Linked DNA regions of Homo sapiens: region 1 is linked to region 2. A link is an interaction called in ENCODE POLR2A ChIA-PET data of the cell type or tissue named here. Cell type or tissue: PC-9. All regions are shown on one strand. Each heading gives the region's core, and the rest is flanking DNA. Links, peaks and the distances in the headings are about the cores only. Region 1 overlaps VPS37C (VPS37C subunit of ESCRT-I). Region 2 overlaps ZP1 (zona pellucida glycoprotein 1).

The links. ChIA-PET counts read pairs that join two places held together with the same protein. Peaks named below come from ENCODE experiments on the same cell type or tissue, not always from the same donor. Only the 100,000 strongest peaks of a DNase experiment are listed, where the experiment ranks them.
Region 1: POLR2A ChIA-PET joins it to region 2 with 9 read pairs; 3 of 35 experiments call an interaction of 5 or more read pairs at or near these places.

Annotation. Positions count from the first base shown.
Region 1 is chr11:61,137,118-61,141,448 of GRCh38, reverse strand. VPS37C (VPS37C subunit of ESCRT-I) reads left to right here. Exons shown (of 5, transcript NM_017966.5): 2 at 2,614-2,712. The coding sequence starts at 2,620. Among named protein-coding and RNA genes, the nearest start is that of VPS37C, 22 kb to the left of the region's middle. RefSeq lists enhancers at 3,338-3,838, 3,839-4,331. In PC-9, for the core only: no CTCF peak of the experiment used is centred there; no DNase peak of the experiment used is centred there.
Region 2 is chr11:60,870,718-60,875,099 of GRCh38, reverse strand. ZP1 (zona pellucida glycoprotein 1) reads right to left here. Exons shown (of 12, transcript NM_207341.4): 5 at 3,956-4,143; 6 at 3,786-3,883; 7 at 1,811-1,938; 8 at 1,536-1,725; 9 at 1,325-1,466; 10 at 86-167. Among named protein-coding and RNA genes, the nearest start is that of ZP1, 5.4 kb to the right of the region's middle. In PC-9, for the core only: no CTCF peak of the experiment used is centred there; a DNase peak (open chromatin) is centred at 2,769.

The sequences.
Region 1 (4,331 bases), core at 332-4,331, 270 kb before region 2:
TCCAGCCCAGGCCATCTGCAGGCTGCTCTTTCCCTGCTCTAGCTCTAGCTTTTACTTACTTTCTTTTCTTTTTTTTTTTTTGAGACCGAGTCTTGCTCGGTTGCCCAGGCTGGAGTGCAGTGGCATGATCTCTGCTCACTGTAACCTCCACCTCCCAGGTTCAAGTGATTCTGGTGCCTGGGCCTCCGGAGTAACTGGGATTACAAGTGTGTGCCACCACGCCGGGCTAATTTTGTATTTTCAGTAGAGACAGGGTTTCAACATGTTGGCTAGGCTGGTCGCGAACTCCTGACCTCAGGTGATCTGCCTACCTTGGCCTTCCAAAGTGCTGGGATTATAGGCATAAGCCACTGCACCTGGCCCAGCTTTTACTTATTTTCATTATTTTATTTCATTTTACAATTTTTACAATCAGATGCTATATTGCCTAGGCTGGTCTTGACCTCCTGGCCACAAATGAGCCTTCTACCTTGGTCTCCCAAAGTGTTGGGATTACAGGTGTGAGCCACCGTGTCCGACCTGGCTCTGGGGCTTTTAGACCAAGGGTTTTGGAGCGGTAAGGTGAGGTGTGGACAGAATGCAGGTTTGAATTTTGGCTCTGCTGTTTGCTGGCTGTGACTGTAACCTTTCTGATACCCTGTCTGCATATGACATGGCTGCTGCTACCTCTCCTTGTAAGGGGAGAACAGCTCAGGGAAAACTGACGTTGCATGTACTCAGAAACCAGGGGTCTCCACTGTGATAGGACTGGCATAGAGCTGTCATCTTCTCAAAATCTGGCCCTGGACCAACTGTGTCAGTCTCTCCAGGAGGGATTCCGGATTTCCGGGCCCTGCCCTGACCTACTAATGCAGAGCTCTGTGGGAGGGGCTGGCCACCTGTATGGTCAGTGAGCTTTGCTGGAATTCAGGTGCACACTGAAGTTTGGCAATCCCTGCTTAGAGGTTGGGGGCCACTTTTAACCCTCAAGACATAACAAATACTGGTCTCGTCCCTGTATGGATAGTTCTTTATCAGTGGCCATATGATTTGTTGTTTAAACCAGGGCACCCTTGAGTGGGTGGGGGGAGGGTCCCCTGAGGAGTGCACTGGGACTTCCTGGTACATGGGAACATGTGGTCGTTTCTCAGTCCTCCTCTTACCTTTCTGATGGCCCTAGGAGATGCCGTTCGCTTCCTACTGCAAATGGGGAAACTGAGACCTGGAGAAGGGTGCATCTGACCACACAGCTATAACCTTGGTCCTTGATTCTAGAACGCTTTCTCAGCTGGGTTGTCAGCCTTGGCTCACCCTAGCTGAGTGCTGGTGCAGGTGGGCTGTGGAGGACCCTAGATTTCTGTGGTGCTGGAATCTTTTGAAAACTAACATAATCTTTGTGATGAGAAAAAACAACATTAAAGCTATGGAGCTGGACATGGTGGCACACACCTGTAATCCCAGCACCTTGGGAGGCCAAGGCAGGAGAATTGTTTGAGCCCAGTAGTTCGAGACCAGCCTGGTCAAAATAGTGAGACCCTGTCTCTACAAAAAATTTAAAAATTAGCTGGAGGTGGTAACGCACACCTATAGTGCCAGCTATCGGGAGGTTGAGGTGGGAGGATCATTTGAGCCCAGGAGATCAAGGCTGCAGTGAGCCCTGTTTGCACCATTGCTTTCCAGCCTGGGCAACAGAGCCAGACCATGTCTCAAAAAAAAAAAAAAAAAAAAGCTATGGAATGCACCTCTGGAAGAGATACAAACCAGATGAAAATGGAGGACCCTGTCAGCAGAAAGGAAGCAGGTGCCGGGTGTATTTGTGCTTCCTCTCTTCAGTCCCTGGGGTTCCCTCCTGGGCCTGGCTGTGACCCATCTACCACACAGACAATCGATGGCCCTCTAGGCAGAGTGACAGGGAGAGGGCCGCTGACACTAGCTCTCTGTCAAAGCGATGTCCTCTTTGGGTCGGTCAATTTCTTTCCTTCCTGATTGCCTGCTAGGCCAAATGGCTGATTTTTTTTTTTTTCCTGCTTCTATGAGGATGCGCATATGACAGTCCATTTTGGTGGCACATGGAGAGGGCTGCAGTTAAGGGGAATTCTGGAGGGAAACCTGAGGTTTCTGGAGCACTAAATATAACAAGCAGTGACATAGTTGAACCAGTGATGTCGAAGCCAGCAAAGCCCCCATGTGTGGAGCTTGGTGTATTTCTGGTTCAGACAGAAATAGACACCTACCAGAGGGCATGATGGCATCAGTGCTTGCGGGCAGCCTTGGGCCAAACTTAGTCTCCATCCCTGCTGCCTGGCCCTCTCCTCCTGCCTTTTCCTCTCTGCTCCTTGGGGAGCTCCATCTAGCACCCGAGGATTGTGGTTTTGCTTCTGGCTGCAAGTACTTTCACATATCCTGTTGCTCATGAGAGGGTGGAGGGAGCAGCTCCTTGATCTCCCTGGGGAGGGGGTGGGCTGAGCCGCAGGAATGTGCTCTCAGAGATTTCTGCCTCTCCTCGAGCCTCCCGGTGGAGTGGTATTATCGCAGGAAAACTCCAGTTTGTTTTTGATAAATCATATGTACAGGCTCGGGGGTCCCTTCGTCTTGGGCTGCCTGTTCGTTACTTTGGTGTCACTGTGTTCACAGGGAAGGATGGAGACGCTGAAGGATAAGACCCTGCAGGAGCTGGAGGAGTTGCAGAATGACTCGGAGGCGATTGACCAGCTGGCCCTGGAGTCCCCTGAGGTAGAGGGAGGCTGGTATGGGACCCAACAGAGGCCAGCAGATGAGGCTTGTTAAGAGGCGCTTTTTAAGGATGCTGGCTTATTGGAAGTTTTGGCCAAATTCATCTCCCTTTTCTGTGAACTTCATCCTGGTTTGGACTCAGAGGAATCCCTGAGGCTTCAGACCAGTTCCTGGGAGTTCTTGGGAGTGCTGGGGAGTCCACTGCCTCCTGGTGCCTTCCCAGGACCCAGATACCCCAGGAGTCCCCACACTGTCGTTCCAGCCCAAATCTGGAGGCAGCTCCTCAAAGCACTGGTATGGTTTTGTACCCACTTTTCCCCAAGAGCCTTGTGCGATCCCATATCTCCAGGTGACTCTAAGGCTTCTAGGAGCCATTCTTGGGCTGAGATCTAGCTCGTCTCCCATTTGATCCTGTTTCTCCTCATAACTGGCCCCTAATCCTCTAGTTCTTAATCACAGACTCCTTGAGGAAAGAAACAGAATCCTGCCTGTGCAGAGATTTACACTTAATAAAGGACATTCCCTGCCCCTAGCATCTCCTGTGACCCTGGGATGTCCCCTGTGAGATGGGAGAGGTCAGGCCACACAGCCAGAAATATCCACGGTCACCCATTGAGTGGCTGCAGCTCATCCGTTGTGCTGGAAGCTCCCGCTTCCTATACCTAATGTGAGGGAGAGACACACACGCAAGCAATGCCAGCTCCTTTGATTTGCATTTGGAGTACATGTTTACTTGCACGGATGAGCAGGTATGGTGTGTCTCTTCTGTGAACTTGTATTTTGAAAAAAATAATGACGTTCCCCCATCCAGTGTCTCCGTGCTTCCATGCCATGGGGGGCGCCAGGCCGGTGAGTCCCCTGCTCCTGTTTCTGCTTGTGCTCTTGCTGCCTGCTGCCTGCTCTACTGCCTAAGTGAGGAATCTTAACTGGGGTTGGAGGTGACTGAACATTGGGTTGAAAAGATCTCCTGGTGGGGAGATTGTGAGGAGAGGTGGACACCATGGGCCACATCCTACCACCCTAGGGCTTTTTTAGTCCTCAGCAAGGACGTGGAGCAAAGCTTGCTTGTCGAAGCCCCAGGGCTGACTCAAATGGCTTGTGAGGCTGTGAGCTCTGCCAGGGCGTTGCTCCTGCCCAGCCTGGTGCTGGGCACAGTGCAGCTCTGCCTGCGTTCCTTTGTCACATATTAAGCACTGTGAGCATGGTGCCATGGGAAGCCCAAGGCCTGCTTCTAGAGTGTGCAGAGCTGAGCAGGCTGACAGAATCGTGACAAAGCAGAGAATCATGGAAAATGTGAGCAGAAGCGACCTCTTGGGCAGAAGGCACTTGAATTTTGTGGTGTGCAGCCACACCTGTCCCATCGATCTGAACTCTCTGAGGGGAAAAAACACTCGTGGATCAGGTAGAAATGAAGCAGGACAAGCCACTTAGACTTCAGACCATTGGCAAACTTTTTTATCGTGGGCTATAAGACAGTCATTGAGTCACAGTGGGATTGTGAGAAGAGACAGGAGCTCTCTATTAGTTCGGGACATGGACACGGCTAGGAGAGAAGGGAGTTGGCAGGGGCTCTCTCCGTGTAGAAGAGTGTGCATAGAGGGGTGTGTGGAGGGGAGCTG
Region 2 (4,382 bases), core at 317-4,316:
TGGTCTCCTGCCCCTGTGGCCCAGAGGCCAGGCACAGGCCTGAAGATGTATAAAGGAACAAATACCACTCGCAACCCAGACTCACTTGTAGTGCCAGTGCTACATGCAGTGGAGCAAGTCTCCAGCCCTGAGGTGTGGCAGGCAGAGGTGCTGCAGAACAAGTAAACCTGGTGGAAGGAGAAGAACATCAAAGTGGCTGGCTCAGTGCCACCGGGCAGGAAGCACAAAGGGAAGGACATGGAATCCCCGAGCTGGGCCAAGTCTAGGCTGCTGCTAGCCAGGCAGGGAGAAATCTGAGCTGCTTGACCAAGATGATGACTGCTGCCCATGCTGAGGGAGTGCAGAGCTGAATGTGTTCCTTCCAGATTTGAAATCCACACCTTCCTTGCTCCCCAAGGTCCAAGTCTGCAGTGGAGTGCCCTGCAGGCGGGGACCACCGCACTTCGTAATGCCCCAGTCCTTGGCGGGCCTGCTTCACCAATGCTGCCTCTGGCTGCACAGCCCCTGGGAGGGCTGGCTCTCTCCCTTCCACCTGCCCTACTGAGGGAGACAGCAAATTCCAAGGAGGTGGGACTTGGCCAGGCAGCAGGATAATAGATGTTTGCCCTCCCTTTGTGACCCCTGGAGACCAGTGACTGGGGGCAGAGGGGAGGGCAGATTACCACCGCTTCCAGATACAGAAGGGCAGGGGCAGTGCCCTACGGGACCAGAAGCAGGAGGAGCTGACCCAACCCAGCACCCAGGAGGCCCCACTCATGGGCAGCACACAGCAGAGATGAGAACGAAGCCACACTAACCAGTGCTTCCAAGTGAAATCAGTCTACATCTGACATAATAACAGGCAGTGATTTAAGAATCTAGAGATTTGGGTATGTGATGTGAAAGATACGTTGTTCAATGGGACAAGTGCATCTGTCACCTCTGAGGCCATCTGTATATTACATAGGAGACCTAAATATACCCTGAGTTTATCTACCTTTACCTTCTGGAGAAGTTGCTGAGTTAAAGAAAATTCAAAGAATTACATGGAACACATTATCATTTCTGGAATCAGAAGTGAGGTGAGGCCACCCTAGAACACCATGACCAGAGTTCAGATTTAGGGCTGATTGCAGCACAGGCAGCATTTTCCTTCCTCCTGGTGGTGGTTATGGGTTACCTTCTTGCTGACCCGAAGCCCGCTGCTTTCCATGACACCTGGTAGACGCCAAGCCCCATCCCAGAACTTTGTCCATATAAGTTCACAGGGTGCCAGAGGGATTTGGCGACCAGCTCCTCCCACTTAACAGATGGGACCAGGCATGCGGCAGCCGGGGCTTCTTACCAGTCCTCTGAGGGCTCTCTGGGAGCCTGAGTCCAGGAGGGCGAAGGTAGCAACAGTGAATCGCTGGTAGTGCGACTGGAAAGGTGTGGCCCCGTCCAAGGCTACCATTTGGGTTCTGTAGCTGTCGCCCTTGAAAGGGCATCTGAGAAGAGAAGTCAGAGAGGCTGTTTACAGGAGGCAGAGCAGGTGGGGGGAGTGTGGGGGCACTCACCCGTCTGACAGGATGGGCCACTGGGGCTGCTGGAAGGGGTTGGCACTGGGAGCGCCCCAGCACTGGTGCAGCAGCAGGACCAGGTTGGGGTCTGTCCTCTGCAGAAGCCGGACCTCCACATGGACTGGTTCTCGGAGCAGCCTCACGATGGGATAGTCATCCTCCCCATAGTACGAGCTGAAGGTCTCGTCTGCAGGGAGAGTGACTCATGAGCCAGGGCGGGCTGTGCATCAGGGAAGTGGGGGCCAGAAGAGAGCAGGGATAGCATAGCATACCTTTGGCAATCCGCAGCTCAAGCCGCAGGGGGCCGGGCTGGGTCATAGGAGCAGGCGATGGGGGTGGGAAAATGGATGCCTGAATGGGCAGGAAGTCACTGGCGTTGAAGACACAGCGCACATGAAGCCTGAAGTCCACGTGCAAGAGGGTGGGGGAGAAGACACAGAATCAGAGCATCCTGTTTACGTAATAAACTAGGCACCAACTCCGTGGGTGCAACAAATAGGGTACTGTCCAGCAGGGCAGATGGATGCTACTTAAGCAATACTCAGCATTTCCAAGGCAGGCTCAGGAAGCTCACCCTGCCCATTCCTCTGCCCACCTGGTCTCCCTGGGATGGCTCAAGCCTGTTATGCCAGGCCCTGCACCTGGTGGGAGAATACAGCAGGATAGAGATGGGCCCTCGGGGGGCTGGCACCTTGTTGGGTCTGCCCTGGCTACCCACAGCTGCCTGCTGTGCCGTTCGAGGCCCCTGGAGCCTGACAGTTGAGGCTGGTGAATGAGCCTAGGTGCTCTGCCTCCCGACAGACCTGGATTTGAGTCTTCTTAGCATTTACAGGCTTTGGGACCACAAGCAAGTCTTCTAACCTAAGCCTCAGTGTCCTCATTTGTAAAATGGCTGTGACTGCCTCCCTTTGAGGGCACTGAGACTGAGTGAGATCACAAGATAATGCACCTGTGTCTTCATTGTCCTTGTAGTTGCAGCTGGTTTGCCACAGCCTAAAGGCCACAGTGTCTAGCATCTTCCTCACTAGCCTAAGGGCCATGGTGGCCACTCCTCCACACTCTGGTGGGGCCAACACCCTCCTAGCACCCCAGAGGCCTGGTACCAAGGAGATGCTGAGTAGGTATAGGAGGCTCACCCCTGTTCTGAAGGCCTTGTGTCTGAGGAGCTCTCTGGCCTAGTCCTGCTGGCTACAGCTGTTTCCCCCTGACTTCTGCCTCCCTCTGAGAATCCCTAGGCACTCTGTTGACCTCTGGCTGACTCCCAGAGCTCTTACATCAGAGAGTCTAAAGGCATGACACAGACTTGTCCTCCACCACTTGGCCATAAGAACATATGGGTTTTTTTAAATTAAAATAAAAAATAGAAATGGGGTCTCGCTGTGTTGCCCAGGCTAGTCTTGAACTTCCAGCAATTCTCCCACCTAGGCCTCCCAAAGCGCTGGTATCATAGGCGTGAGCTACCACCTCTGTGCTACTTAGAGCTTTAAAGCCAAATACATTTGAACTGTGACACAGTCCCCTGCTCCCCAACCCTCACGGCAGGGCGGGAAGGGGAAGGAGATGCCCAGCAACCATGCAGTGTCAAGCACAAGATTTCTACAACCCATTGGCTCCGTCCCACAGGGTGAAGGTTAGGTGCTTTGCCCCTGGTCACACAGGTTCAGAGCCAGGCATGACAGACAGATTCCCTCGGGTCACCCCCACTGGCATCCTGGGCACCTGGGTTGGTTTTGCCTCTTGAGTCAGCAGGTCCAGGAGGCCCCTAACAATGAGGGGTTCCTCCCCCACCCAGTTCCTCTCCCACCACATCCTCAGAGAGGTATCTTCAGCTTCATCTGTGGCTTCTTAACCTGACATTAGGAGGGGCAACAGCCGTAGCCTCAGCCTCCTCCTGGGACCTGGAAGGGGACACTTTCAGTTGCTTTGAGCTTGGTTCTTGGAGAGACCAAGACAGGGCTCTCTCAGGACTCCAGCTCTCTCAGGACTGGCCCTGGGCTTCTAGCCAAGCCCTGCAGGCCAGGCATGGAAGGGCTCCACTTAACACTCATGTCTGCCCTGAGAGAGGGACATTTCCCCTGCCCAGCAGGGGAGGCTGGGAAGAGGTGGGCCCCTTGCCTAAGATCACATAGCCGGGTAACAGCAGAGCCTGGGTTTGAGCTGAGATGGCTCCGAAGCCTGTACTGAGCTCGCCTGTGCCCCTGACACCCTAGCACACAGCCACGCCTGTAGGAGGAGGGCTGCCCTTACTGGAAGGTGCTGTCCCGCGTGATGGAACCCTGTGGCCCCTTTTGGATGTGGATGCCAGACACCAGCCAGTTCTCATAGATGAGCTGGTCGCCAGCCACCTGTAGGAAGAGACAGCTGGGTGAGGCTTTCTGGTGGGGGACCAGGCCCCAGCCTGTGGTCCCGGCTCCTACCTGCATTGTGGTTCCACAGTGGGTGAGAGGGAAGTAGAAGACCACGAAAGCTTCCGTGTGCTGTGTTGGGGAGCAGCTGGTGGGGGCATAGGCCAGGTGGATGTTGGCCAGTGTGATCCTGTGTGTCAAGGCCATTTCTTGGGACACCACGAGGACGAAGTAGCCATCTCTGAAGCACTGGACAGTAGCTGGGACAAAGGCAGATGAGGGCCTTGGGGTTTGGTGTCCATCCAGCACAGAGACGGGATGGCTGGGTGACAGCCAGGCTTTAAGTGCCGGTCTAGGAGAATGGACGCTTACTCTCCACTTAGGCTGGTGTTGGCCCCAGCAAACCCTTTATGGACTGATTTTCTCATCCATGTGACAAATGAGTTGAACTACACTCTAAAAGTAGGTTCACCATATAATCTGTCATCCAAACCAGGGC